Regions from separate parts of the Homo sapiens genome. Here all the other regions are linked to region 1. A link is an interaction called in ENCODE POLR2A ChIA-PET data of the cell type or tissue named here. Cell type or tissue: Panc1. All regions are shown on one strand. Links, peaks and the distances in the headings refer to the core of each region. The heading gives the core; the rest is flanking DNA. Region 1 overlaps SS18 (SS18 subunit of BAF chromatin remodeling complex). Region 2 has its middle 96 kb from the start of SS18. Region 3 has its middle 26 kb from the start of TAF4B.

Region 1 (10,350 bases), core at 3,079-8,078:
TGGGATTACAGGTGTGAGCCACTGTGCCCAGCTGAGATAAGCACATTTCACTGGATTCCTTTATTTAGTTCTTTTTAAAAAAACTCAGTGTACTAGTATGGGCCTATTACATATGTCAGTTATTCCATCTACTAGCTATGCAATCATGTACAAGTTATCAACCTCTCTAAACATTAGTTTCTCATCTGTAAAATGGAGAAAAGAGCTCCTGCCTCGTAGTATTGGTTTGTGGATTGAAACATATATGCATATAAAAAATTATAACACTATTTAGCATACATGGCAAGATCTCTGAGCTCATTATATTTAAATATTTATTATTTGGAACTTTTGCAGTGTAGGAAAAATTGAAGTGCTATTGATGTTCGGGTAACAAATTTTTAATGAAACTTTAGAAATGATTATAGTGCTGTTTGTACTTAGGCAGGTAGGAAGAAAATTATTTTTTAATACTGATACTTGTTTTGTTTTAATAGGTATCAGCAGATGTTGCACACAAACTTGGTATACCTTGCTACAATAGCAGATTCTAATCAAAATATGCAGTCTCTTTTACCAGCAGTAAGTATCTTTAAAATCATGTGAAGTAGACAATCTTTATAGTTACATATGGTATGGCACATTTTTGTTGAATGATTTTTAAGTTTTGTTTAGTAAATCCTGCTTTACTCTGAGAACATGAAAGTATTCTATGTTATCTAAAAGCTTTGTTTTGCTTTTATATTTAATTTGAATTCACCTAAAATTGATTCTGTCCCTGAGAAGGTTATATTCGTTTACCTGTTTACCTACCTACCTATTTTAATTTTTAATTGCACAAGTAATTTGTTAATCTGAAATGTTTCACAGCAAGTCCCAGACATCTTACAGTTTGACCAGTAAATACTGTATTTCCATATGCATCTCTGTCAGACAGGACTATTCTCATACCCAACTAAGTTAACCATAATTTCTTTCTGTCTTACAATATTCAATTTATTTTCAATTTTTATCCGTTATCTAAAACAAACCTAAATGTTTTACACGTGATCTTAGCCAAAAGGCCGAGCAGCGATTAAAAACTCTAAATTTTTAAACAGTTGTTTGCCTCAGAATCCAAACAAGGTACACGTAGTGCATTGGTTGATATGTGTCTTAGTCTCTTTTAATCTGTATCATTTTATCTTTTTAAATCTTCATTTATTTGTTAAAGGAACTGGGTCATATATTGTGTAGAATTTTTAACATTCTGCATTTGGCTAATTGTATTCTCATGGTCCTTTAACGTGTTCCTTTGTTTCTCTTATTTCATGTAAACTGGTAATTAGAGAGGCTTAATTAGTGAGGTTTAGATTTTTGGTAAGAGTATTTTGTTGGCGGTGCTTTGTATTTCCCATAATATCAGATCAGGAAGAACATGTTTGGTTGTTCCATTTTTAGTAATGTTAAGATTGATCAATGGGTATACTTGATACCAGCCTGATCAATCCATTATAAAGTTCCCTGTCTACCTATCACTTAATGGTTTTAATGGTCATTGATGCTTGTGGACCAGATCCTGTATTTCACTTTGGGATCACAGAATGGTGAATTTCTAATTCTATAATCCCTCTTGCATTTATTAGCTGTAATTATTTTAAAAAGATAAACTTCCTTTCATTAAATATTTGGTTATCCTGAAACTAGAGAGTCCCCATAGGAAAGTCATGATAAATGCTTGATTCTGTCCCTTTATCAATTTTCAGAATGAGTTGGTCTCTAGCAACCTGTGTAGGTTACCATTTTAATATTTTTGTTTTTATTATCTGAATTTAATACATTTTTGGATTTTTAATGTTTAAATCCCTTGCAGTCATTCTTTGTTATGTTGAAATTTTGTTTCTCTGATCAATGGAAGCCTCTTCATTTGGCTCCTGTGTTCCTCTGACATGACTCAAGTATTTCATAGCTTCTTTGTTTTTGTGATTTGCTGTATGCTACTTTATATAAAACATATAACAATGTAATGGTACCAAAACTAACACTAACAATAAGATGCTTGTCCCTAAGATACATCCCACTGGGGATATTTTAATCAGTATATTTAGTTTTGAAGTTGAAATAGTTCTTCATGTGGCAGTTGTCATCAACTTGACTACCAGCTAGGTAGAATTTATTTTCGTGAATAATGTGAGGAATAGGTTCAGTTTCATTTGTTTCCATGTGGATGGTTTTTTGTCCCATTATTATTTCTTGGAAAAACAAGATATTTTGTCATGCAATCTATGTTGTATCAGGTGTCCGTTTATATGTGGGTCTGTGTCTGATCTGTTTATATCGTTTCCTTGGTCTGTTTTTATGAATTCCACTCTCTTGTTATACTTAATCTTATTCCTTTTTTTTTTTTCCAAGAATATCTTGGCTGTTGGTTCTTTGCATTTCCATATACACTTAAACATCAGTATGTCAGGTTATATACACATATACGTAATCCTGTAGGGATTTTCATTCAGATTACCTTGACTGTAAATCAATTTGGGAAGACTTGATATCTTTACAAAATTGAGTTTTCCAAATCGTGAGCATTGCATATATTTTCATTTATTTAGTTCTTTAATGTCTGTCAATGAAGTTTTATGATTTTTCCCTGTAGATGGTTTGCACATCTCTCATTGGGCTTATTGCTAGATATTTAATACTTTATATTTTTTGAGGCCATTTTAAATCGAATCTTTGTCTTTTAAGTTTTATTTTCTAGCTGCATTTGCTGTTTACATGGAAATGCAATTAATTTGAATCTCACATTCTTGTTCAGCTCTTGCTTCTGAGTTTTTCTGTAGATGCTTTCAGTTTTCTGTATTCATGATCATATCATTTGTGAATAATCAGTTTTGTTTCTTTCTTGTCAATCCTTACACCTTTTATTTCTTTTTCTTGCCTTACTTCTCTGGCTATGACCTCCATTACATTCCTGAATAGAAGTGGTGATAGAGGACATCCTTGTCTTGTTCCTGATCTCAAAGGGAAAGCTTTCACTGTTTGACCATTAAGTATGATGTTTGCTGTAGTGTTTCATAGATAACTTGTCAGATTAAGGAAGCTCCTTTCTGTTTCTGATGTGCTAAGTAAAAATTTATATGTTGAATGGATGTTAAATTTTATCAAGTACTTTTATTGCATCGAATGAGATGATTATAAGACTTTTTCTTCTTTAATCTGTTAATGTGGTAAAATATACTGATATACTTTTAATGCTCAGTCAGTCTTGCATTCTTGTAATTAACCTACTTGTTGATGACCCACTTGGTCATGATGTTTTTAAAGAAATTGCGATATTCAGTTTGTTAAAATTTTGGTTAGGATTTTTGCATCTTTGTTTGTGAGTGTGATTGACCTGTAATTTTTCTTTCTTATAATGCCTTCGTCTGGTTTTTATTTTGAGGCTATGCTAGCTTTATAAAAGGAGCTGGAGAATTTTCTACTTTTTCTTATCCAGAAGAATTTACATAATATTTCTATTTCTTTGTTAAATGATTGGTACAATTCTTTAGAAAAGCCATCTGAATCTGAAGTTTTCTTTGCAAGGAAGTTTTTATTTACTTACTTCTTTAATTGTTATAGGACAATTTCTATATTTTATAAATTGCCTATTTTGGTAAGTTGTGGTTTTTAGCATTTTAATAAATTTGAACATTAATTAGCATGAAAATAAAGTAAAAGCTCTTGAAATAATCTTATTTTCCTAATGTCAACACTGTCTGTAGTGATAATTTTCTTTTTAATGTCATTATTTGTGACTTCTGCTTTGAAATATTTTTTGATCATTCTTGCCAGATGTTTATTATGGGTTTTTTAAGTCTTTTCAAAGAATCAACTTTTGGTTTTGATTGTGCTCTGTTGCAGCATTTTTCAAACCTTTTGGTCTCAGAACCCTGTTACATTCTTAAAAATTACTGAGGACTTAAAAGAACTTGATGTAGGTTATATTGTTAATATAAATTATAAATTTTTCTCAGTTGTGAAATTAAAACAAATCTAAAAAATTTGTTAAAAATAATAAACTTATTGCATGTTAATATAAATAACATTCTTTAAAGGAAAAATAACTATCTTTGTGAGATGAATGGCATCATGTTACGTTTTTGCAAGTTTCTGTTAAATGTCTGGCTTAATAGAAGACACTATATTTTCACATCTACTTCTGCATTCAGTCTATTGTAGTATCTTGTTTCGGTTGTAGCAGAAAATGCAGTCTCACACAGACATGTAGTTAGAAAGGGGAAGAATATTTTAATAGCCTTTTCAGATTTTTGGGGATAACCTTGTTTGATATTACAGCAGAACTCAGTAAGTTTTTTTTTTTTTTTAAGGTTAGTTGTGGTGTGGAATCTTAAATTGTATCATTACATTTTTCTTACTCTGGTACATTTAAGCCCATTGGTCTTTATTACACTTTGAATAGATTTTTACTCATGTATAATTTTATAACATCATGCTTTGGTGATTTGGAAAGTATAAGTTTACTGAGTTAAACAGTTCTTCCAAACATTAACATTTTTCTGTGTGATACCAAAGACTACATTGGTTAAAATCACCTCTAATCTCATCAGAAAAGTGCCTAAGTATGGGGATGCTGTCAAGCTCAAGGTCGTAGATAAGTTTGCACATTCCAAGTTCTTGCTTGGAAATTCAAATGTGATCTTGGCAACAAATGTTATTAGTTGATTTTCTTGCTCACTATGTTTGTTTTTGAGAAAATGTCTGCCAAATACCCATGCCTAGATAAATACAGTTAACAATTGTTCTTTCAAGTAAAAATGGTATTCAGTGAAAACGGTGCCTAGTTCAGCTGGCAACTCAATCACAAACTGCTTTTTCTTGATTATTTTACTTTGTGACAGATAATGTTTATTATTTTCCCATTTTGTCACTGAATATTTATTTACAAGACATGGAGAATTTACAAAATAATTTTTACTGCTTCATCAAGCACATTTTTAACTGAAACTATCTTTTTCTTTCTTCAACTGCAAGTGTGTGGCAGCCAGTAATACATTGACTAATAATAGTTTGATGTCATTGCCTTGATTCATAATGAGGTTCCAGCAATTATATCCACTATTGCTTTTGTACCATCATTATAAATGTGCACTTAGCATAAAAGGCAAACATCATCTTATGGAAATAGTTTTGCCCTTGGGCACCTCATGTATGTTTTTGTTTATGATTAATTTCTGATCTTTATGATTTTCTCCCTTTTACTTTCTTTTGGTATATTTTTTTCTGTTCTTCTGAGTTTTAGATGAATGCCTCTTTCATCAATTTTCACCTTTCTAAGGATGCATTTAAAATGGACATAAGTTTTCCTCTAATCATAGTTCTGATATGTAGTATATTCATATTTATTTAATTCCAAATATTTTCTAATTTTCATAATTATTTTTTAATGCATTGGTTGATAAAAATACATTTCTTAATTTCCAAACATGGATATTTTATTTTCTTGATTTCTGGCTTTATTGCATTGTGGTTAAATAACATTTTACGATTTGAGTTCTTTGGAATTCCTTGAGATTTGTTTCAAGGTCCAGCATATGGTCAGTTTTTACAGATGTTTCATGTGTATTTAAAAAAAATATGTATTGTTTAGCCACTGAGAGCAGAGTTCTATATATGTCTATTAGGTTAGGTCAAGTGTGTTAATCTTGTTTGAATCCTCTGTAGCCTTAATGATTGTTGTTTTTTTAGTCTTTCCAATGTTTTGTTTGTTTGTTCTATCGATTACTGAGAGATGTATGTTTAAAATGTACAAGTCAAATTGTGGACTGACTGATTTTCCTTTTAGCTCTTTTAAGGTTTTTTTTTTTTTTTTTTTTTTTTTTGAGACGGAGTCTCGCTCTGTTGCCCAGGCTGGAGTGCAGTGGTGTGATCTCGGCTCACTGCAAGCTCCTCCTCTTGGGTTCACACCATTCTTCTACTTCAGCCTCCCTAGTAGCTGGGACTACAGGCGCCCGCCACTACGCCTGGCTAATTTTTTGTATTTTTAACAGAGAAGGGGTTTCACCTTGTCAGCCAGGATGGTCTCGATCTCCTGACCTCGTGATCCGTCTGCCTTGGCCTCCCAAAGTGCTGCGCGCCGCCTGCAACATCATTGTGAATTATCCCTTCTTATCTTTAGTAATGCTTTTAAAGTCTACTTTATCTGATATTAGCATAGCTAAATAAGCTTTCTTTGGTGTTTGCATGGTATTATCCTCCTTTCTGTTTTCTTGTGTTAGAGATAACGATATTATGAGTAGGATGTAGATTTTTTTTTTTTTTTTTAACTCAGTCTAGCAATCAAAGTGCTGGGATTACAGGTGTGAGCCACTGTGCCCGGCCAATAATTAATTTGTTTTTTATTATTCCTTTTTTTTCTTTCTAGTTGGGAAATCTTACATATTTACTATTCTTTTAGTGGTTACTGTATAGATTATAATATACATCCCAATCAAAGGACCATAAAATACTTCATTTCTGTTCCTTCCCTCAATGACCTTTTCGTTGTTGTTGTAATGTATTTTAAGTCTCTATATGTTTCCACAAGTGGTTGTTATTACTGTCTTTTTTTTGAAGTCAGTGTTCATTAGATCATCCACATAGTTACTTACCATTTCTGATGCTTTCTGTTCCTCCTTTCATTTATGACCTTCTAGCTTAGATCACTTTTTTTTTCACCTCCTAAAGAACATTCCTTAGTATTTCCTTTAGCACTGCTTTGCTGGTGAGACATACCTTCAGTATTTTTGTTTTGTTTTGGTCTGGGTCTGAAAATGCCTTTATTTCACCATCATTCTTTTTTTTTTCCTCTGGAGACAGTGTTTCACTCCGTCACCCAGGCCAGAGCATAGGGGCATGATCATAGCTCACTGCAGCTTCGAACTTTTGGGCTCAAGAAATCTTCCTGCCATAGCCTCCTGAGAAGCTAGGACCACAGGCATACACCATCATGCCTGGCTGATTTTTGTATTTTTTGGAGAAATGGGGTCTTATATCGCCCGGGCTAGTCTTAAACTCCTGGCCTCGAGTGATTCTCCTGCCTTGGCCTCCCAAAGTTCTGGGATTGTAGGCATGAGCCACCACACCTGGCTCACCATGATTCTTAGAAGATATTTTCCAAGGACAGATACTAGGTTAGTTGTTGTTTACTTAGCACATTACATTTATCCTTGCGTTGTTTTCTGTCTTGTATCTATTGAAAATTCAGATATCAATGTAATTGTTGATATTTTGAACATAATCTGCTTATTTGACTGCATTTAAGAGTTTTGCTTTGTCTAGGATTTTTAGTGGTTTTAGTATGTTTAGGTGTGGATTTCTGTTTTCTTAAATTTATTTTTTCTCACACTGTAGTTAGATATTGGAAGATTTCTTTCTAATTATCTTGCTTGGTGCCTGTTGGGATTTCTGACATCTGTAGGTTCATGTCTTTCATCAGTTTTGGGAGTTTTCAGTCATTATCTCTTCAAGCAAATAATTCTTCCATAAGACTCCAGTTAAACTTAGACTAGACCTTGTAACTGTATCTTTATGTTTCTTAATCCCTTCAGACTTTTCCAACCATTTATCATTCTAAGTATATTTTTTTCTGACCAGTTTTCCAGTTCATTTTTCACTGGGCCTAATCTGTTATACCTATCCCTTGAGTTCCTAATATATATTTTTCTATTTCTAGAATTTCTATAAGTTCTTTTTTAGATCTGCTCTGGCATTTTAAAAATATTTTCTGCTCTTTGCTGAGAGGATGTTACTAACTATAGTTTGAGATACTTGAGTCTGAAAAAACTATTATGTTTTAGGATGATTTTACTTAAGTTTTCTAGAATGGGGTTTTTCACTTCATTTCAGTTGAATGGGGTGGGAATTAGAAATGTGTTCATAATTATATATAAGTTTAACTTTCAGTTTTTTCCCATGTCATCTCAAGAGAAGAATTATTTATTTATAGTTCTATTTCGTGTGTTTGGAACTGGCCAAGATCGAGCACTAGCTAGAATCTAAAAGTCAAGAATCTAAACACTGAGAATAAAAGGAGAAAAATAACTTCTAATGCCAGTGCACTAACACTTAGGCATTTTACTTCTTAGTTTCAGCCTTGTGTCTTTTTTCTTAATGCCAAAGCATTATAACTTTATAAGGGAACTACTCTTCACCTTACACATATTTTAACAGACTTGTTTTCTTAATTTTAAGCCAGGAGACAGCAAATAGCAAAAATGGGAGAAGTTGTTCTATAAGCAGACATATATACATGCAGTGTTACCTGACAGCCAAGATGGCATAGAAATAGACATAAAATTTATAAAAAGCTGACAATTCAAAATGTGCACTACTCTGGCTCCATTTAGTGTAGATAGATAGGGCCCTATCTTGGTAAACCTTGCAGGCATCATTTAAATGTTGGTTCTCAGTTGGTGTTTACTTTCTGAAACAACAAACTATTGACATACTTATTTTCATAATTAGGAACCATTTTTAATTTATTTTTATAGGTTTGTGGGTACAAGTGCAGTTTTGTTACGTGGATTTCTTGTGTGGTGGTGAAGGCTGAGCTTTTAGTGTACCCATTACCCCCAGTAAGGAACACTGTACCCAATAGGTCATTTTTCAATCCTCATCCCCTCCCCGCACCTAGGAACAATTTTACCAGTAGAAAGTGTGACTATTTTTTTGTGTATGCAGATTTTTCCTTCTCAAACATACTTTGAAGAAATGGCATTTCTATGTTTTAATTTCATATTAGTTACTGTTAATTTATTTTTTATCATCTGCTAGTATTAGCATATACAAAGTGGTAGGCACCATTTGTTTAGAAAAGAATTATGAGAGAACAATTTCATTCAAGAAAAGTTTTTATTCATTAATGTTTCTTTGAGAAAAACTTGGGGAGAAAATAGTTCTTTCTATTGTGGTAGTTCATTTTAAGGCTCACAGTCTGAAAATATTTCTGTATAATCAAACATTTTTAAGCTAGAAAGAACCTAGATAATCATATAGTCTAGTGTTTCTTAGCCTTGGCTACACATTAGAATTATGTGGAAAACTTTAAAAAACTTCCAGTAACTTAAATCGATCTGGGCTGAGGGCCCTGTCACAGTATTTCTTTCTTTTTCTTTTTTTTTTTTTTTTTTTACTTTGGTAGGTCTTTGTGGCAGACCTGTCACAGTATTTCAAAAGCTTCTTAGGTAATTCTAATGTACAGTTAAGTATAAAGAACCTTAAATTTATCTGCCTTTCAAATGGATTATCCAATGACATTTTGAGAATTTCAGAAAAATATTCTGAAAAAAATTCCTGTTCCTGTGGTGTCAGCTTCATTTGATACTGTTTAACATGAATGATTTTTATAATATGAGAAAGATAATACTTATTATATATTTTATTAGAATGCTGTAAAACAGTTCATGGTGTCCAACATGTAAAGGTACTCAGTGAATATTGGCGATGATGACGATAATAAAGATATAGGTACACATTGGAGGATATCAATGGAAAGGGGCATTAGATTCTGGAGTATTTGAAGTAGAACTAACAGGATTCAGTTACTGAGTAGATATAAAGTGTAGAAGAGAGTGTTTGGAGACTCAACTGATGGTGATGCCATCCACTAAGTTGAGTACATAAAAGCATGTCTTCATTTTAAAAGGCTGAAAGCTGATTGGAATTCCTTATCTTGTTTTTACTTAATTCATTGTGAGTACTGCGTTTGAAATATCCCCAGTTTAGCCAAATATACTTCGTGAATTTTAAATTTATTTAAATATATACTTAAAATTTTTGTAAGTATCTTTACAAAGATATCTGTACAAAAAATAAAAGTCTGACCTGTTAAATAAAAATTGATTGAGGCTATGTAGTCTTACATTTTATATATTGTTTGAAATTAAGTTGCATTTTTTTTGGTAACATCATATTTGACATTCTGAGCAGAGCCCTTGGGTAGCATGTGATTAGCTGTTTCTTCCACACGCTTTAGTAAAGATGATAATATTAGTCTTCAGGTTCAGCAACTGTCCTGGCAAAGCATCTGTTAAGGTACTTCTCTGACTAACATTTGGTCTTACAGAGTTTCCTTTTTACAGGTGTGATTCAAGTAAGGTGAAGGAACACATGCTTAGAGCTGTGGAACATTTTGAAGATTAGCAGGTTGTATTACATTTGTAACATTTACTAAATTTTTAGCATAGGTAACTTTGTTATGGTTAGAACACCAAGGACTACAAAAAGCCATACAAAAACCTACTGTCACTTCTGTCTTCTACCTGCTTTTTATGCAATAAAAGCCAATATAAATATATACCTTGCTGTTTTCTACACAAGTAGAACTTGCCGTGTACCCTGTTCTGTACCTTG
Region 2 (10,350 bases), core at 2,204-7,203, 78 kb after region 1:
ATTGGTGTATACTTTACATATCATAAAATTCACACATTTTAAGTGTACTGCTCAATGAATTTTACTAAATTCATAGAATTGGGTAGCTGTCATCACCAATCCAATCTTAGAACACTTCCACCAGTCCAAGACATTTCCTCATGCCCATTTGTATGCAAAACCTGTCCCCATCCCTGGCTCCAGCAACCACAAATCTGTTTTTTGTTGCTATATAGTTTTGCCTTTTCTAGAAATTTCATTTAACTGAAGTCATACAGTATGTAAACATTTGTTTCTGAATTTTTCACTTGGCATGATGATTTTGAGATTGATCTATGTCGTGTGTAATGGTTTTCCCCTTTTTAGTGCTGAGTAATATTTCATTGTATGGACATACCCCATTTTTCTTCTCCATTTATCAGCTGATAAACATTTGTATTGTTTCCAGTTTTAGGCTATTATGAATAATGCTGCTATGAACATTTGTTTACAAATTCTTTTGTGTGTCCATACGTTTTCATTTCTAGGAGTGAATAGGAGTAAATATCTAGGAGTAGAATTTTGGATTTTTTGGTAAAAGTTTTTAATAAACTTCCGGCCATTTGCAAATATTTTAGAGGGAAGGTGTAGGGTTCAAGTTTGATGACCCCATGAGACAGCTAATTTAGAATTGCTTATAGTCAATTGGGAATCTAAGTACAGAATCAAAGAGATAGGATGGGCTGGAGCTATAGGATCTCATAAAACACAGGGGTAACATTTGACGCCATGGGAGAGGATGATATCACCAGGGGAGTTCCTGAAATATAAGGAGGACTGAAACCTTGAAGATGTAAACACTTGGAGGGAGTGGGTAGATAAAGAAGAACTAGTCAGACAATGTGAGAAATCAAGAGATAGAAAACCAGGAGAAATTGTGTCACAGAAACTAAGGAAAGAAAATTCAATGTGGTAAATGTGCGGCTGTGTCCAATTCTGGTCCTGAGAATTTTACTGCTGGCTATTTTCTGCCCTTGATCTCCACATCCAGACATATGATGATACCCCCAACATTTATGCAGAGGTCACCTAGCCCTCTGGCAAAACTCTCTTAAGCATGATACCTTACAAAATTTCCAGGCTGAGGTTCCTATTAGAGGTAGTACAGTAAGTCCTCAAATGTAGCCCTGGACTCTGTGTCTATGGAGTGTACTCTGTGCCACTTCAGCCTGTCTCTCATCTGTACACTTTTTTTTTTTTTCTGGCATGAGTCAGACATCAGTCTACTGTGTCTCCCAAGCCCCAGAAACTTCAGATGATTCCAAGGTGGTTCTGAATGGCATCCTGGACTTGAAGTAAGTGAAATGCACATGGAGTTATCATACACAGCCCCTGAAAACTCTTCAGAGAAATTCCCATTTTGATATGACTTTAATTTTACTCTTTTTATGCCCTTCAGATGGGGGTTAGGAGGAAAGTCTTGGCAAACCCTGTCTAGGTGGGCTGGCACCTCATGTGGAGTGTGTTTTGGGTCTCAGCCTACAGTAAGATTGAAAGGTCCCACTTTTTGATTTCCAAGCATTCCAGAACACTCATTAAAAGTGAATTCTCAGAAAACGTTGAATGAATAACAAGTGATCCCATAAATGACTGCATAATTTCCATTCCTGGTCATCATCTCTTGGTTTTCTTTTACCCTCTGACCACTCCCTCTTTCTCAATCACTCTTCTCCACTGGCTTCTGGACCACCTTGTCTCCTGGCTGCACTTCTACCTCTCCATCTGCTATTTCTCATCTCTTGCTCACTTCCTACTGCCTGCCCTTTAAATGTTGGTATCCCTCGCGCCTGTAATCCCAGCACTTTGGGAGGCCGAGGCGGGTGGATCACGAGATCCGGAGTTCGAGACCAGCCTGGGCAACATGGTGAAACCCCGTCTCTACTAAAAATAAAAACTTAGCCGGGCGTGGTGGCGGGCGCCTGTAATCCCAGCTACTCGGGAGGCTGAGGCAGGAGAATCACTTGAAACTGGAAGGCGGAGATTGCAGTTAGCCGAGATCACGCCACTGCATTCCAGCCTGGACGACAGAGCGAAACTCTGTCTCCAAAAAAAAAAAAAAATATATATATATATAGGTATTCTCCAGGTTTCATCCTTAGCTGCTTTCTCTTACCTTCTTACTAAATATATTCTCCCAGGAGGAATTTCATCTATATCCCTGGTTAGACTGCTACCTGTACGCTTAATGTCCCAGCCTACACCTCTCCACTTCACCTTAAACCAATAGTGTGTGTTGCACCATCTCATGAGAGCCAATCGTTAAAATTTCAAGAATTTTATAAGCCAGTTGCTAAACCCAGACATTATTAAAATTGTGTAAATTTACAATGAAATAAAGTATATTAAAGACAAAAGTAATAAATACTTAAAACTCATTATTTTCTAGTTTGCTACATTTCTGTATTATCAATGCTGTTGAGATTATGTATGTCTATTGCATCTGTATGATAGAAAGAATATTTAATGGTATACTACCACACATCATTTCCAGCTTTGCATTTAGTGATGTTACGTTGGTCACTTGAAAACTGCCACAGTGGGAATATTTACACCATGGAAATTGGGAAATGCTACAAATTGGAGCTTCATTTATTATTTCTGTTGATTGTCTAGACTTCAGAAAATGATCAAGAAAATGTTGACAGAAGCACAAAGTAGTGGGGAAGATCAGAGGACAGTGAAGCATTTTATCAGAGTCAAGGAGGAGAATTTCTATGGCTTCACATAAAGGAGGCAACATTTGAATTGGCTCTTGAAGGGACAGTGGAAAAAAAATTCTCACTGGGGGAATATGGAAGGGAATGAAAAAAGTGCATGAAAGCAGTCTGGTTAGGGATCTGTGGTTTAGAAATATGGTAAACCCTGTAACAAGACACCCACAATAAGTGAAGTTAGATAGAGGGATTGGTATTGGCTGTTGTCCTCATTCAGCCTCCATTCTTAAACAGGGGCAGGCTGAGTTTCTTATACTGGGGGTAGAGGGGTGAGAATGGTTTGGGGTGGAGCCTGGCCTGGGAAGGGGCAGGTAACCCCCCTCTTTGGAAGTGGGAAGGCAAAGGGTGTGTTGCCACATCCCAGTAGCCTTCTAGACTTAGAAGACTTCTAGATACTGGTTTTCTAGATACTAAGTCTTCTAGACTTAGCATCTGTTTCATGCTATGAAATGGATACTGATTAACCAGGATATAAGGATATAACTGGAATTGTTGGTACTTTCTTTGACGTCCCAGCCAGGCACAGAGCCCAGAATTGTCTCTATTGATATTTAAACCAGAATAGACACAACCACTAGTAGACAAACCAAACCACAGCTAAACTACATTTGATCTGGCACCTGACCCAGAACTACCAGTGGATAGCTGTTGTAGGCTCCCCAACATTTTGTTTACTTTACAATGACACATTTTACCCAAATATTTTGGTTTCTGCATATGTGGGATTTTGGCAGAACTTTTTTTTTTTTTTTTTTTTTTTTGAGATGGAGTCTCGCTCTGTCTCCCAGGCTGGAATGCAGTGGCGTGATCTTGGCTCACTGCAAGCTCTGCCTGCTGGGTTCACACCATTTTCCCGCCTCAGCCTCTGGAGTAGCTGGGACTACAGGCACCCATTTTGGCACGGTTTTATTGTGTTTAGATGGTATGAAGGACAGAGGAAGTGAAAACAGTTGAAAGGATTTTTTTAGTTGAAAAAGTATTATAAAAGTAATACACATGCTTTACAAATAATCCAAATAATACAGAAGTGCATAAAAAAAAAAAACAGAAGTAACGATTACCTCCACACTACTAAAGCAACCCTTTCCCCCAAGAGATTATTATTGTGAATAGGTTGGTATATAGCTTTTCATACATACATATGCACATATAGAACGTACATATAATATATGAAAATATACACACAAATTTATGTATGTATGGCAGGATGGAGTAGCTCATGCCTGTAATCCCAGCACTTTGGGAAGCTAAAGCAGGAGGATCTCTTGGGCCCAGGAGTTTGAGACCAATCTGGGCAACATGGCAAAAACGATCTCTACAAAAAATACACAAATTAGCTGGGTGTGGTGGTGCATGCCTCTAGTCCCAGTTACCCAGGAGGCTGAGGAGGGAGGATCACTTGAACTCTGGAGTTCGAGGCAGCAGTGAGCTGGGATCATGCCCACTGTATTCCAGCCTGGGTGACAGGGTGAGATCTTGTCTCAAACAAACAAATTATATATACTATTACAGTTTTTAATCTGCTACTCTTCAGTCAATAATACATCTTGGGTTTTTAACATGATTAGATAAATAGTTTTGCCTTTTTTCATAGCTGCCGAATATTCCATGGTATGGAAGGAAGTACCATTACTTATTTACCAAATTTCCCATTGATGAGGATTTAGGTAGATTCTGCTTTTTTATTATTGTGAATAATGCAACAATGAACATTGCATATATACTTCTTTTTACACTTAGCTAATTATTTCAGATAAACTCTCAGAAGTAGAATTACTGTATCACAGGATGTGATATTTTCACATATCAGCTAGCTAACTTTTATATACATCACCAGATTGCTTTCAAAAAACTTGTATAAACTTACTTCTTAGCCAACAGTGTTAAAGTATGTTTCTTTACCAAAATGGAACAGTACTGATATTTTTATCTGATTGGTTAAAGTTATATCTTAAGAAGCCATTTTTAATATTTCTGGTGATAAAGAGGAATACTTGCATGGGGACAGTTGATATTGCAGATGGAAAAGATTCTCTGGGTAATTGAGCTTAAAAGTGTGTCTTTAACTCTTTTGAGAGTTACCTCTTCTGAGAGCCTTTAACTCTTCTGAGAGCCTGTTGTGAGTTTCATTGGGTTAATGAAGATGGAATATAAATCTAGGGGCTGCTGCCTCCACTCTTCATTTAGTTTGAAATGCTCCCAAAATTCATGTAGTGGAATTAGTCTCTAAGGATGGAAGCAGTAACATGGTAGAACCCTTCTTAAGAATGTACTTGTAATTTGCAGAAATAACACTTTCAAAACCTTTCAGTGTATGGGGAATGCATCTCACGGGATCTAATCTCTCCCTATTATAGAACCATTATAAAGTTCTTTAAGTTTAAAAAGAAAAATGCCTTAGTTGTTTTTTTGTTTTGGTTTGGTTTGGTTTTTTTGATGGAACCTTGCTCTGTTACCCAGGCAGAAGTGCAGTGGTGTGATCTTGGCTCACTGCAACCTTTGCCTCCTGGGTTCAAACGATTCTCCTGCCTCAGCCTCTCTAGTAGCTGGAACTACAGATGCATGCCACCATGCCCGGCTAACATTTTGTAGTTTTAGTAGAGATGGGGTTTCATCGTGTTGACCAGACTGGTCTCGAACTCCCTACCTCAAGTTGATCTGTCCACCTTGGCCACCCAAAGTGCTGGAATTACAGGCATGAGCCACTGTGCCTGGCTGCTGTAGATTTTTTAAGCAGTTATAACAAAATAAGTTAGTGTCAGCCATTAGAATTATTATATGCACAAGGGAAAATACACACTTAGATGAAAAGGAAATTGGAAACATCATCATTACAACGAATAGTTTGTTAAAAGTGTGTGTCTCTGTATTCAGGTCCATTTCGATCTCTGACTGGACCATTTTTTCAGAGCTGTACTGATATGTAACTTTGAAACAAAATGTGGTTGATTGAATTCTCAGTTCTTTACCCTTGTTGGATCCTCACGACATGGATGGAGTATACTTCCATGCTCATGACTTTGGGCTTGTCCATAGTCCTTTCTTTGGCTAACAGAATTGGGTGAAAATTCTAGTTTTGAGCCTAGACCCATGATGTGAGCATGCCTGGCTAGCCCACTAGTCCAAGGAGGATGAAAGACACATAGAGCAGACACAGTCTTTGTGAAGCAAAATCACCTGTCTGATTCATAGAACCATGAAAACAAGTGCTTCTTGTGTGCCACTGGTTTTGGTGGCACAAAACCAGTGTTTTGCTTGTTATGCAGCATTGTTTTTGGCAATAGCTAACTAATACACAATTTTTTTTGTAGTTCTCAGTGTTCCTACAAATTTTCCACTGATTTTTCTTATTTTATTTTTTTGAGACAGTCTCACTGTGTCACCCAGGCTGGAGTGCAGTGGTGCAATCTCGGCTCACTGCGACCTCCGCCTCCCAGGTTCAAGCAATTCTCCTGCCTCAGCCCCTTGAGTAGCTGGGATTACAGGCATGTGTGGTGGCCGGGCTAATTTTTGTATTTTAAGTTGCGACAGGGTTTCGCAATGTTGGCCAGGCTAGCCTTGAACTCCTGACCTTAAGTGATCTGCCCTCCTCAGCCTCCCAAAGCATTGGGATTACAGGCATGAGCCACTGTACCTGGCCACCACTGATTTTTAAATTTGACATACCCACTTCTAATATGTTTTGTATTTAATGCTATGGTTTTTATTTTGTATAAGGATTTCTTGGTCTCATCAGAGCCCAAAAGAAAATTCATCCAACTTTGTTCTCACATATGCTGGTAAAAACAAGAAAGCAAGTTTGATTTTATTTTCCTCAAATCTCTATTTAAGTGTAAATAAACTTTGCCACTCTTTTAAAATTCTGTGCCAGGGTGATGACGATGAGAAATGGATACTGAAGTTCATAAAATGTTTCCTCTTTGCATTCAGTTTTCAGAATTCTCCTTATGTCATGTAGGTCTGAAAGGTTAAAAATAACTCTACCTCCAGAGACTTCTTGGGCTATATTCTTCCTTGAATGGATTCTCTAAGCTTTTCCCACCCAAACTGGGTCATCATCCTTGCCTAATTTTAAAATCTCCCAGATCCAGTGCTCTATAAAAATCAATGAGATCCTTCCCACCAGATAATCCCAGCAGCCACACATTATATTCTCTGGTCTGATTCTGCATGAGTTTGATTTTATATGCTGTATTGTAATAATTTATTAACTTGATAAAATCTGCTGACTCCTCATGGAAAATATTCTGTTTATATTTTATATTTCCTGCTGCTTTCTTTCCATAGCCTTTATTGTGGAGTATTTACATGAGAATAGGGCCTTTGTTTTTTAAAAGTTCATTTGTGCCTGCTGTTTCTTGTCTCCCCTGAAGTCACAGCCCTGTGTTTGTGACATACGTCGTGCTTTTCATATTGAATGCACTCAATGAACCCTAAATAGCTAATTTTCCCATCATGTCTGAGTTATCTAGGTTAGTTGAATTAGCCCTATTTTCCAGGTAGGGCAACCTAAAGAGATAGAGAAGGTGGTCATTTGAGGACATCTGAGTCCAAGTAAAGAGCCCTTGCATCTCTTGTACTAGATGAAGCCGTTCTCCTTGGTTACAGTTCATTCTGCTGGGTTATGATCATGTATATTATGTTAAGCTTACTCTTCCTCTGCAATATTGCTGAAGAAAAGGGAAAGGAAAGATGCACAATGTATGATGAAACTTCACTAATAAATAGTTACTACTACTATTTCTCAGGGTAGTGGTTTCTGAAAAACCTGTTGCGAAAGTGGAGGCAGTGGCTCTACGTAATACCATGTGTGCATGAACCAAGGGGTGAGTTCCAACTTTGAGCTCTCCTTGTCTACATGTTGTCTATACCTGGACCAGAACTTTGGGGTCAATTGGCAGATAACAAATTGAATCATTAAAAGAAAATCCAGTGTATTCATATTAGCCATTAAACTAGCTCGATTTATTCAGATTCTATTGATATGTTCACAGATTTAAGGATTTGCTTACTGATTTGTGATCAACAGCAGTGATGATTAAAACAAAATGTAAACAAATCTATGGAGCAGTTTTAATACTCAATTTGTTTCTGCAGAGAAAGATAAGTCATGCAGTTCTTTTTTTTTTTTTTTTTTTTTTTTGATATAGAGTCTTGTCCTGTTGCCTAGGCTGGAGTGCAGTGGCGCCATCTCAAGTCACTGCAACCTCTGCCTCTCAGGTTCAGGCAATTCTCTTGCCTCAGCCTCCTGAGTAGCTGGGATTACAGGCACACACCATCACGCCCGCTTAAGTTTTGTATTTTTAGTAGAGACGGGGTTTCACCATGTTGGCAAAGCTGGTCTCAAACTCCTGGCCTCCCGCCTCGGCCTCCCAGAGTGTTGGGATTGCAGGTGTGAGCCACTGCATCCAGCTGAGTCATGAAGTTCTTCTAAATCAACAGTAAGAGTGTCCCATGCATTCCTGCCCTCTGGGACATCCTCAACTTTCTATTCTTCTCCTCCCGACCCCCATAGATTACTATTAAAATCCTTCAAGGCTCTTCTCAATTGCAACAACCTCTATCTCTCAACCCATCTTTTTCTTTTGAATCCACATTGTATTTTGAATGAAGCTCTCTAATATAAGTGATCACAGCCTACTGTCTTAGCCTCCTGCTAGATTATATACTTCTTGGGGGCAACGACAATAATTAATTCATCTTGATATTCTCTGAAGGCCTAGGCTTCCAGAGGTATTCTTCTATTCTTTCTATTTGAATAGTGTTCAATTCAGTGCTAAAGTAATGAAATGTGATATTTTAAAATATATATGTCCTCTTTCCCCAGTTGGGTTAGACTTGGATAGAGAATCTAGTCTCAGGGTAAATCCATGAGGAAGACCGAATGTTAACTGTTACTAGGAGCATATCCAAACCAAATCCAGGATGACAGTTTTGGTGAATTTCATAATTTTGTAGCATCCTTGTAATACAGATTCCAAAACCTTGTAGTTCCAAATTTCCAAAGGATCATGTTACCTTGGTAGGAAACCAGGGACGACTGTAAATGGAAGCTCTGCTAAGTGTCATCTATTAAAAAAAAAATGGGACATAAATAGGGGGAGAGCATGTTTGTTATCATATGTACCAAGAATTAATTCCACTGTTATTCACTAACCTTTAGGAATCTGAAAATAATATGCCTGTTGGCTATTTATGTTAGAACAGATGTAAAATTAATCGGTCTAGCTAACAGTACTAGGTCTGCCTGATGGGTGAAAGACTTTAAAATAGTTCTCTCAAAACAGGAATCATAAAAAAGTCCTCCAAATCACATTATTAGTAGGCCAAAATATTGTCATTGTGTCATGTCTATTCATGTTTCCCCCTCTTGTGAATCATTTTTACCTTCTTCCGGGAAACAAAGGATCGTTTTCTCTGAATACCTCGCCCTTCCTGGAAGGCAGTTTTCTTGCCCACTGTTATCAGTGCCTTTGGTCAGAACAGTAAGTCTAATCTGAGCAGCCGGGTATTAGGCTGCTCTTCCTGGTACTGGGATCCTCTGTACCCGGCAAGACTGGGCAGCAGGGGCTAGCCCTGTTGGAGTCCGGAGAAGGCAGGGTGCACCCTGTTTGCCATGGTATTTGAAGCGACGTGCCCCCTAATTCTCTTTCTGCCTCGCTTGCCATTTTGCTGCTAACATAAAGATGGAAATGAATATTTTATTAAATATTCTATTTCTACATTGATTCTGAACCTTGAGTCACATAGGAAAGTTATCGATTAAATTTTTAGATGAGAATGACACCTATAACCCATAAAAGTGGATTAAGGTAAGCCAAGAGCTTTATACCTTAAAAAACGATGTAAACAGCATTTGACTTTGAAGGAGAGAACCTCCGCTTGAGCCCCGGCTTCAACATTTCCTGAATAATCCCACCCAGTTGCCAGTAAATATAAATCTTGGACGCGTGAACAGTTCTATTGTTTCATGGCTATTATCCAGAACCTTCCTTGCTTAGTGAACGCCCACTTGCTGCCAAGCATTGTATTTTTCTGTCTTGTCCCTCTCTTAACTCCCAACATTGTTTAGAATATAGATTCACACTCACTTCACTGCAATTCAGACTTACTTCCCTCTGACCCTCTTTTAGCTCAGTTATCCAGCCCAGCACCAACCCCTGGTGACCCAGCACCCAAGAGCCTGTAACATGAGAGTTACACATAACTTCTCAGAGCCTCAGTTTTCCTCATGCGGATAATGTAGCCAATGAGCTACCTTTTATTTTGTGAAATTAAAGCACCACGTTAGTTCAATTTTATTCATAAACTTATTAACCACTGTACTGGGCACCAGGGGTCTACAGATGAATAAGTCACAGTTTTCTTTCTTTCTTTCTTTCTCTTTCTTCCTTGCTTTCTTTTTTTTCCCCTCTCTTTCTTTCTTTCTTTCTTTCTTTCTTTCTTTCTTTCTCTCTCTCTCTCTCCCTCTCTCTCTTTCTTTCTCTTTCTTTCTTTCTTTCTTATTTCTGACAGAGTCTCACTGGGGGTCTACAGATGAATAAGTCACAGCTTTCTTTCTTTCTTTCTTTCTTTCTTTCTTTCTTTCTTTCTTCCTTCCTTCCTTCCTTCCTTCCTT
Region 3 (10,350 bases), core at 2,098-7,097, 130 kb before region 1:
GGAAAACTTATAAAAAACTGTTTAAACTATTTTCTTCAAGAGGCTTCCTCCGCTGCCAGAGATCTTGAATAGCCTCCTGGTCAGTCTTCCGGAAGCAATTCTTCACATAATTGATGAACTTGGCTTCGACTTTGGAAAGAGAACCACGTTTTTCTGTACCTGCGTTTTTGCTTTAATGTCTTTTACAGAACTAGGTCTTTTGGTGTTTTAGGAGTTTTTTTCCTGTTTTTTGAAAGATTCTTGTCTTTTTTATCTTGGTGTTGATGGTTTTGAGTCTTTGCCATTCTGGTTTGAATTTTGGGTGTTCTCGGCAGAAGTGTCTCATATACATTTATTCACTGGCACTTTTTCTTCAGTTTCCTCATCATCAAAATCCTCTTCTTCCTCTTCCTCTTCCACCTCCTCCTCTTCCTCCTCATCCTCTTCCTCCTCCTCCTCTTCTTCTTCTCCTCCTTCTTCTTCTTTCTTCTTCCTTCTTTCCTCCTCCTCCTCTTTCTTCTTCCTCTTCAGCAGCAGCAAATTTTACTCTTTTTTGTGGAATCTTGCTTCCACCTCCAGGGCAGATTGCTTTCCAGATATACTTAAGAGTTTCACATCCTCCTCTTCTTCATCTTCTGACTCTGCATCTTCCTCCACAGATACTAAGTGCTGTCCACTAATATACACTGGCCCTGAACCACACTTCAACTGAAAGACCATGGCTGGGTTATTTCAAAGTCCATACTTCAACAGTAAGACCATGGAGGGGTGTTATTTCAAAGTCCACACTTCAACTGTAAGACCATGGAGGGGTGTTATTTCAAAGCTCCCAGGGGAAGCCGTTGGCTGTATATACACTTCAAGTTGCCGGTGTTACTTTAATGGGATTGCCTTCGAAATTCATTGCCTCAGGTTCAACAATGTGCAATTCAACCTTTGCACCAGCCCCGAAACTGACCATTCTTAAAGACAACTGGTGCTCATTTTCATCATTATCCACCTTAAAGTGATCACTTCGTCGGCCTTTAGTTCACAACTGAAAAGATAGTCCTGGGGCCTCAGGGGGCTTATGTCCATGTCCATCGAATTTCCCATGGGGTGGAGGCGTGCACTTAGTGGGGAGAGAAGATGGACAGAGATAAACGACTACTGCTCCAGAGAGCAGCTGCTCAGGATGGAATCACCTATTTGGGGAACTTTTCAAAACCTCTTTTCCTATTGTTTTCTCCATTATAAATAAATATAAGTGCTACAATAGATTAAAAAATAAATCTTCTTAGCCAGTAATTTCATATATTTTTTAAGTGAGAGGCATAAAGCAGCTGGCATCTGATTTTGAATTTTTATTTTTTTTAAGACGGAATCTTGCTCTGTCGCCCAGGCTGGAGTGTAGAGGCACAATCTTGGTTCACTGCAACCTCTGCCTCCTGGGTTCAAGCAATTCTCATGCCTCAGCCTCCCAAGTAGCTGGGATTACAGGCACCCACCACCACTCCTGGCTAATTTTTGTATTTTTAGTAGAGATGGGGTTTCACCATATTGGCCAGGTTGGTCTCAAACTCCTGACCTCAGGTGATCCACCCACCTTGGCCTCCAAAGTGCCAGGATTACAGGCGTGAGCCACCACACCCAGCCTGATTTTGAATTTTTTAAGTTTTAATCTAAATGAATGGTTTTCTGCTATTTATTCAATGAGTATCTATTAAGTGTCTACTATGTGCTAGGAGCTCTTCCAGGCACTGGCCATATACCAGTGAATAAAATGACATGGAACTTACAGTTGAAATGGGGGGAATAGTCAGTAAACACATGCATACATGTATTTCACAAACACATATTTCAGGTGTTATTAGGTATTGGGGATGCGAGGTCTATCTTATGTATTGTGGTCAGAAAAATCCTGTCTAATAAGGTGATATTTGTGCAACAAGTGAAAGAAAGTCATGCCAGTATGGGGTGAGGCAGAGTGATCCAAGCAGAGTAGACAGTGCCAAGGCCCTGGGGCAGGAGCATGCCTCAGGGAGCAGGGAACAGCAGGGAGGCCAGTGTGGCTGCAGCTGAGGGAGGGAGAGGAGGAATGGCAAGAGATAAACAAAGAGGTGTGTGTGTATCAAAGGGGTGGACAAGATCACAAAGGCCGAAGTACAGGCTGCATGTAGATTTATCCTAAATACTTAGCTAATGAGATCTAGTAAGTTTGCAGGTGATGCTAGTGCGTCCTTGGTATCATCCGGGAGCTTAACAGAAAAGACTATTGGATTACACTCCAGGTCTATAGAGTCAGAATCTGCATTTTAAACAAGATCCTCAGACATTTGTATATACATTAAAGTATAAAAAGCACTAGTTTAGATTATGTAAGTTAGCTTTCTTCTACAGAGAAATAGGAAGCCATAATTAGCATTTTTTCTTTTCTTTCTTTCTTTTTTTTTTTTTTGCCACAAGGTCTCACTCTGTCACCCAGGCAAGAGTGCAGTGGTATGATCTTGGCTCACTGCAACCTCCACCTCCCGGATTCAGGCGATTCTCCTGCCTCAGCCTCCTGAGTAGGTGGGATTACAGGCATGTGCCACCATGCCCAGCTAATTTTTATATTTTTAGTAGAGACGGGGTCTTGCCATGTTGCCAGCTGGTCTTGAACTCCTGACCTCAAGTGATCCGCCTGCCTTGGCCTCCCAAAGTGCTAGGATTACAGGCATGAGTCACATGCCCAGCCACTAAATTTGTTTTTAATTTTTATTTGAGACAAGTTCTCACTCTGTTGCCCAGGCTGGAGTGCAGTGGTGCAATCACAACTCACTGCAGCCTCAACCTCCCCGGGCTCAAGTGATCCTCCCACCTCATCCTCCCACCTCAGCTTCTCAAGTAGCTGGGACTACAGGTGCACTTCACCACACCCAGCTAATTTTTGTATTTTTTGTTGAGATAGGGTTTTGCCATGTTCCCCAGGCTGGTCTCAAACTCCTAGGCTCAGCAATTTGCCTGCTTTGGCCTCCCAAAGTGCTGGAATCACAGGCATGAGTCATCACGCTAGGCCAGCACTTTTTCTTAATTTTCAGATTAGAATGGATTTTTTGATTTTTGCAAAAACATCATTGGGATTTTGATAGGGGTGGTATTGAATCTACAGATTCAATACCTATGAACACAGAATGTCTTTCTGTGGGGAAAAGCAAGAGAGATCAGATTGTTACTGTGTCTGTGTAGAAAGAAGTAGACATAGGAGACTCCATTTTGTTCTGTACTAAGAAAAATTCTTCTGCCTTGAGATTCTGTTAATCTATGACCTTACGCCCAACCCCGTGCTCTCTGAAACATGTGCTGTGTCAAACTCAGGGTTAAATGGATTAAGGGCGGTGCAAGATGTGCTTTGTTAAACTGATGCTTGAAGGCAGCATGCTCCTTAAGAGTCATCACTGCTCCCTAATCTCAAGTACCCAGGGACACAAAAACTGTGGAAGGCTGCAGGGACCTCTGCCTAGGAAAGCCAGGTATTGTCCAAGGTTTCTCCCCATGTGATAGTCTGAAATATGGCCTCGTGGGAAGGGAAAGACCTGACCGTCCCCCAGCCCGACACCCATAAAGGGTCTGTGCTGAGGAGGATTAGTATAAGAGGAAGGCATGCCTCTTGCAGTTGAGACAAGAGGAAGGCATCTGTCTCCTGCCCGTCCCTGGGCAATGGAATGTCTTGGTAAAAACCCGATTGTACGTTCCATCTACTGAGATAGGGAAAAACCGCCTTAGGGCTGGAGGTGGGACATGCGGGCAGCAATACTGCTTTGTAAAGCGTTGAGATGTTTATGTGTATGCATATCTAAAAGCACAGCACTTGATTCTTTACCTTGTCTATGATGCAAAGACCTCTGTTCACGTGTTTGTCTGCTGACCCTCTCCCTACTGTTGTCTTGTGACCCTGACACATCCCCCTCTCAGAGAAACACCCACGAATGATCAATAAATACTAAGGGAACTCAGAGGCTGGCGGTATCCTCCATATGCTGAACGCTGGTTCCCTGGGCCCCCTTATTTCTTTCTCTATACTTTGTCTCTGTGTCTTTTTCTTTTCCAAGTCTCTCGTTCCACCTAACGAGAAACACCCACAGGTGTGGAGGGGCAACCCACCCCTTCATCTTTCTATTTATTTGTGGTTACTTTAATTTCTTTCAGCAATGTTTTGTATTTTTCAGTGGGTAAGTCTTTTGCTTCCTCGGTTAAGTTTATTCCTAAGTATTTTTTTATGCTATTATAAATGGAATTGCTTTTTTTTTTTTTTGACAGAATCTCTCTGTCACCCAGGCTGGAGTGCAGTGGCACAATCTAGGCTCACTGCAATCTCTGCCTCCCAGGTTCAAGTGATTCTCCTGCCTCAGCCTCCCAAGTAGGAATTGCTTTCTTAATTTCCTTTTTGGATTGGTCATCGTTAATGTATAGAAATGCAACTAATTTTTGCATGCTGATTTTGTATCCTGTCACTTTGCTGAATTTGTCTATTAGTACTAGAATTAATAAACAAATATCATCTGTAAATAATTTTACTTCCTACTTTCCAATTGGGATGTCTTTTATTTCTTTTCTTGCCTAATTACTTTGGCTAGAACTTACTATACTATTCATCATATACTATGACGAATAAAAGTGGCAAAAGCAGGCATCCTTTATTTTATAGGAAAAGTTTTTAGTTTTTCACCATTGAGTATGATGTTAGTTTTGGGCTTGCCAAAAATGTCCTTTATGATGTTGAGGAAGTTCCGTTCTCTCTTTAACTGACTGTTTTTGTTGTTGTTGTTGTTTGTTTGTTTTAAGTCACAATTGATCCTCCAAACTCTTTTCCTATCTGGTGGCTTAATACAGATAGACACAGAAATCTCATGAATGTTTGAAAATGGCAGAGCCACAGCAGAGCGCGATGGCTTATGCCTGTAATCCCAGCACTTTGGGAGGCCGAGGCAGGCAGATCACAAGGTCAGGAGATCGAGATCATCCTGGCTAACACAGTGAAACCGTGTCTCTACTAAAAATACAAAAAATTAGCCAGGCATGGTGGCGGGCACCTGTAGTACCAGCTATTCAGGAGGCTGAGGCAGGAGAATTGCTTGAACCCGGGAGGTGGGGGTTGCAGTGAGCCGAGATTGTGCCACTGCACTCCAGCCTGGGCAACAGAGCAAGACTCCATCTCAAAAAAAAAAAAAAAAGAAAAAAAAGAAAATGGCAGAGCCACAAAATGGAAGGGGAGCATTTCCTAGATTTTGGCTTAGAGGATTTCTCTCTACCAGCAATAGGATTTCATATTGAGAAATAAACTTCCATTGTGTAGGTTAATCTATTACAGTAGCTAGCATTACCTTAATACATAGGCAAAAGGGTAATTTCCCAAATAAATAAAAAGCTCCTACAAAGAAATGGATTTTTAAAAAAAGAAAAGAAAAAAGAAGCTCTTACAAATCAATAAGAAAAAAGACCAAAAACTCACAGGAAAATTAAACAAAGGATGTCAATCACTAACAGAAGGAGAATTCAAAGGCTTTCACACAAACATAAAGATGCTCAGCATCACCTATAGTAACAAAAATGAAAAGCAAAACCATATTGGGATTTTTTAATTTTTATTTTTGAGACAGAGATCTCATTCTGTCACCCGGGCTGCAGTGTAGTAATGAGATCTTGGCTCACTGCAGCCTTCATCTCTTGGGCTCAAGTGATCCTCCCACCTCAGCCTCTAAAGTAGGTGCTATGTGTCTGAATGCCTCCTGTTTCATTGTCAAATATTTGGTCTTCATCTCCCTTTCTGGGGTACAACTCCTAAAATCTTTGGAACCTCCACAGTGATATCTTTTTGTATGCTAATTATTAACTGATGGCTAGCAGCTCTTAGGCAGCTTCAGGATGGGAGCTGGTCACCAGAAAGACCTAGGCAGGATTAGAGGATCGGGACTTTCTGATCTACCACATGACCTCCAGGAAGGGGAGGGGGCTGAAGATTAAATTGATCACCAATGGCCAATCGTTTAATCAATCATGCCTATGTAATGAAGCCTCCATAAAAACCCAAAATAACAGGGTTTGGAGAGCTTCTGGGTAGCTGAACACATGGAGGTTCCTAGATGGTACACGCCCCTTCCCCCAGACCTCATCCTATGTGTCTCTCACTTTTTTTTTTTTTTTTGAGATGGAGTCCCGCTTTGTCATCCAGAGGAAGTGCAATCAATGGCACGATCTCTGCTCACTGCCGGGTTCAAGCGATTCTTCTGCCTCAGCCTCCCGAGTAGCTGAGATTACAGGTTCCCACCACCACGCCCAGCTAATTTTTGTATTCTTAGTAGAGACATGGTTGCATCATGTTGGTCAGGCTGGTCTCAAACTCCTGACCTCAGGTAATCCACCAGCCTCAGCCTCCCAAAGTGTTGGGATTACAGGAGTGATCCCCTGCACCCGGCCTTTTTTTTTTTTTGAGACAGTTTTGCTCTGTCGCCTAGGCTGGAGTGCAGTGGTGTGATCTCAGCTTACTGCAGCCTCGGCCTCCTGGGTTCAAGCGATTGTTGTGCCTCAGCATCCTCAGTAGCTGGGATTACAAGTGTGTGCTACCACACCCAGTTAATTTTTTGTATTTTCAGTAGAGATGGGGGTTTCCCTGTGTTGCCCAGGCTGGTCACCAACTCCTGACTTCAAGTGATCTGCCTGCCTCAGCCTCCCAAAGTGCTGGGATTACAGCTGTGAATCACTGTACCTAGCCCTCATCTTATGTATCTCTTCATCTGGTTATTTATCCTTTAAAATATACTTACATATACTTAAAATATACTTAGTAAAAAATCGGCAAATGTAAGGAAATGTTTCCCTGAGTTCTGTGAGCCACTCTAGCAAATTAATGGAACCCAAAGAGAGGGCTGCAGGAACCACAAACGACGGGTTGGTCAGAAGTTATGGAGGCCTGGACTTGCAACTGGTATCTGAATGGGGTGGGGGGCAGTCTTGGGAATTGAGCCCTTAACCTGTGGGATCTGACATTGTTTCCAGGTAGATAGTGTAGGAATGGAATTGCAGGATGCCTAACTGATGTTTGCTGTGGAATTGATTGCTTGATTGCTGGTGATGAGAAAATTCCCATATATTTGGGGATCACAAGGAGTCTTTTGTATTAACTGTTGTTGTGTTGTTGTGTGAGATAGTTTGCAAATTTCTGTAGGCTTACATATCTGGGAGCTGGATTGCTAGCTAAAAGGCACATACCTCTTTGACTTTGCTAGGTTTCACTCATATGCTGCCCAAAGCAGTTGTCTAGTCTACAATTCTAACAGCAGTAGATAAGAGTTCTTTTGGCTCCACATGCTCACAAACACTTTATACAGTCATTTTAATTTTTGTCAGTCTGATGGCTGTAAAAGAGTATCTCATCTTAGGTATAAATATACATTTCCTTTATTAGTCTGGTAGAACAACATTTAATATTTAATAGGATCCTTATAAGAGAAAATCATTTAGGTTTTTTCTTCTCCTGCCTTGGCCTCCAAACATGCTGGGATTACAGGTGTGAGCCACTGCACCTGGCCTTACCTATGCATTTAAAAGGATATTTGTTAGATCTTATCCAGCATTTCTATACCTGTAGTGAAAGTTTTTTCTACCTACTTAACCATAATCTAATGCTGGAAAGATGAGTTGTTAAGATAATTCCTAAAACCCAATATTTGTGATCATCTCACCTTGGGGATATGAGAGAGAAAAAACATAAAGTACTTGAGTATTGGGGATTTTTCTCTCAGTAAGATAAATAAAAGTAGCATTTTAAATAGGAATAATGTTTGAACTGTTAGAGGTGAACTGTTTACATGCATGATTCATTTTTCTGTTGTATGGTGTATTCCTTTCAATCAGCAGCTCTTTATAAATTCCAGACACACATCTTTTATCATTTATATGTATTACAAACATCTCCTATTTGTAGCCTGTCTTTTCACTTGTGTTATGGTCTCTTTTGATGTAGAAAAATTTACATTAATTTTCAGGTAGTTAAATTATCAATCTTTTCCTTAAGTATTGACACTTTTCATCTTGTCTAGACAATCTGTCCTTACCTCCAGGATCGTAAAGATATTTTTCTATATTGTCTTCTAAAGTTTTAAAGTTTAATTTTTTATATTTAGGTCTTTAATCTACCTGAAATTGATTTTTTAAAATAGTATTAAGTACAGGTTAAATTTTTTTTTTTTTTTTTGAGAGGGAGTCTCGCTCTGTAGCCCAGGCTGGAGTGCAGTGGCGCGGTCTCGGCTCACTGCAAGCTCCGCCTCCAGGGTTCACGCCATTCTCCTGCCTCAGCCCCCCAAATACCTGGGACTACAGGCGCCCGCCACCACGCCCAGCTAAATTTTTCGTATTTTTAGTAGAGACGGGGTTTCACCGCGTTAGCCAGGATGGTCTCGATCTCCTGACCTCATGATCTGCCCGCCTCGGTCTCCCAAAGTGCTGGGATTACATGCATCAGCCACCGCGCCCGGCCCTTTTCTTTCTTTCTTTCTTTCTTTTTTTTGAGACGGTCTCACTCTGTCGCCCAGGCTGGAGTGCAATGGCGCCATCTCGGCTCACTGCAACCTCCGCCTCCCAAGTTCAAGCGATTCCCCTGCCTCAGCCTTCCGAGTAGCTGGATTACAAGCACCTGCCACCAAGCCCAGCCAATTTTTGTAGTTTTAGTAGAGATGGGGTTTCGCCATGTTGGTCAGGCTGGTCTCGAACTCCTGACCTCAGGTGATCCGCCCGCCTACGCCTCCTAAAGTGCTGGGATTATAGGCATGAGCCACTGCACCTGGCCAGAGGTTCAATTTTCTTTCTTTTCAAATGAATAACCAGTCGTCCTATCATTGTGTATTGAAGAGCTTATCCTTTGCCCATTGATGCAATGCTAACTGCCATAAACCAAGTATCCAGTAAGCGTCTGGGTGTTTCTAGTCTCTATTATGCTTATTCCCTGTGCCAACACAACCGTATACACAGCAGAACCAGCATCTGCTCAGCTGCTTCTCTGATTTTCATAACTTTCTGTTTTCAGTCCCGGATTTCCCATCCCTTCTTGTGAGTTTACTTATGTACATATATATGTATGTACATCTGTATGTATTTACAATTTTTTTGAGACAGGGTGTCTCTCTGTTGCCCAGAACTGGAGTATAGTGGCAGGATCATGGCTCACTGCAGCCACTTCCTGGGCTCAAGTGATCCTCCTGTCTCAGCCTGCTAAGTAGCTGGAGCTACAGATGTGCACCACCACACCCAGCTAATTTTTAAATTTTTTGTGCAGATGGGAGTCTCACCATGTTGCCCAGGCTGGTCCCAAACTCCTGGCCTCAAGCGATCCTCTTGCCTTGGCCTCCCAAAGTGCTGGGATTACAGGTGTGAGCCACTGCACCTGGCCTTACCTATGCATTTAAAAGCATATTTGTTAGATGTTATCCAGCATTTCCATACCTATAGTGACAGATTTTTCTGTCTACCCACTTAACCGTAATCTAATGCTGGAAAGATAAGTTGTTTAGGTAATTCCTAAAATCAAGTATTTGTGATCATCTCACCGTGGTGACATGAGAGAGAAAAAACATAAAGCACTTGAATATTGGGGTTTTTTTCTCTCAATAAAATAAAAGTAACATTTCATTTAATTAATTAATTTATTTTTGAGACAGAGTCTCACTCTGTCGCCCAGGCTGGAGTGCAGTGGCACAATCTTGGCTCACTGCAACCTCTGCCTCCCGGGTTCAAGCAATTATCCTGCCTCAGCCTCCCGAGTAGCTGGGATTACAGGCACCCGCCACCGTGCCCAGCTAATTTTTTGAATTTTTAGTAGAGATGGGGTTTCACCATGTTGGCCAGGCTGGTCTTGAACTCCTGACCTCCGATGATCCACCTGTCTCAGTCTCCCAAAGTGCTGGATTACAGGTGTGAGCCACTGCACCCTATCTTATTTTATTTTATTTTTTTGAGACAGAGTCTCACTTTGTCACCCAGGCTGTAGTGCAGCGGCTCAATCTCGGTTCATTGCAACCTCCGCCTCCTGTGTTCAAGCAATTCTCCTGCCTCAGCTTCCTGAGTAGCTGGGACTACAGGCGTGCACCACCATGCCTGGCTGATTTTTTTGTATTTTTAGTAGAGATGAGGTTTCGCCATGTTGGTCAGGCTGGTCTTGAACTCCTGACCTCAAGCGATCCGCCCACCTCGGCCTCTCAAAGTGCTGGGATTATAGGCATGAGCCACTTTGCCTGGCCAGTAAAAGTAACTTTTTTTTTTTTTTGAGATGGAGTTTCTCTCATTGCCCAGACTGGAGTGCAGTGGTGCAATCTCAGCTCACTGCCACCTCTGCCTCCTGGGTTCAAGCGATTCTCCTGC

The links. ChIA-PET counts read pairs that join two places held together with the same protein. Peaks named below come from ENCODE experiments on the same cell type or tissue, not always from the same donor. Only the 100,000 strongest peaks of a DNase experiment are listed, where the experiment ranks them.
Region 2: POLR2A ChIA-PET joins it to region 1 with 5 read pairs; 3 of 35 experiments call an interaction of 5 or more read pairs at or near these places.
Region 3: POLR2A ChIA-PET joins it to region 1 with 7 read pairs; 3 of 35 experiments call an interaction of 5 or more read pairs at or near these places.

The regions. Positions count from the first base shown.
Region 1 is chr18:26,068,287-26,078,636 of GRCh38, reverse strand. SS18 (SS18 subunit of BAF chromatin remodeling complex) reads left to right here. Exons shown (of 11, transcript NM_001007559.3): 3 at 477-561. Among named protein-coding and RNA genes, the nearest start is that of SS18, 17 kb to the left of the region's middle. In Panc1, for the core only: no CTCF peak of the experiment used is centred there; no DNase peak of the experiment used is centred there; H3K27ac peaks cover 2,633 bases.
Region 2 is chr18:25,989,510-25,999,859 of GRCh38, reverse strand. No RefSeq gene overlaps it. Among named protein-coding and RNA genes, the nearest start is that of SS18, 96 kb to the left of the region's middle. In Panc1, for the core only: no CTCF peak of the experiment used is centred there; no DNase peak of the experiment used is centred there.
Region 3 is chr18:26,195,593-26,205,942 of GRCh38, reverse strand. It overlaps the pseudogene NPM1P2. Among named protein-coding and RNA genes, the nearest start is that of TAF4B, 26 kb to the left of the region's middle. In Panc1, for the core only: no CTCF peak of the experiment used is centred there; no DNase peak of the experiment used is centred there.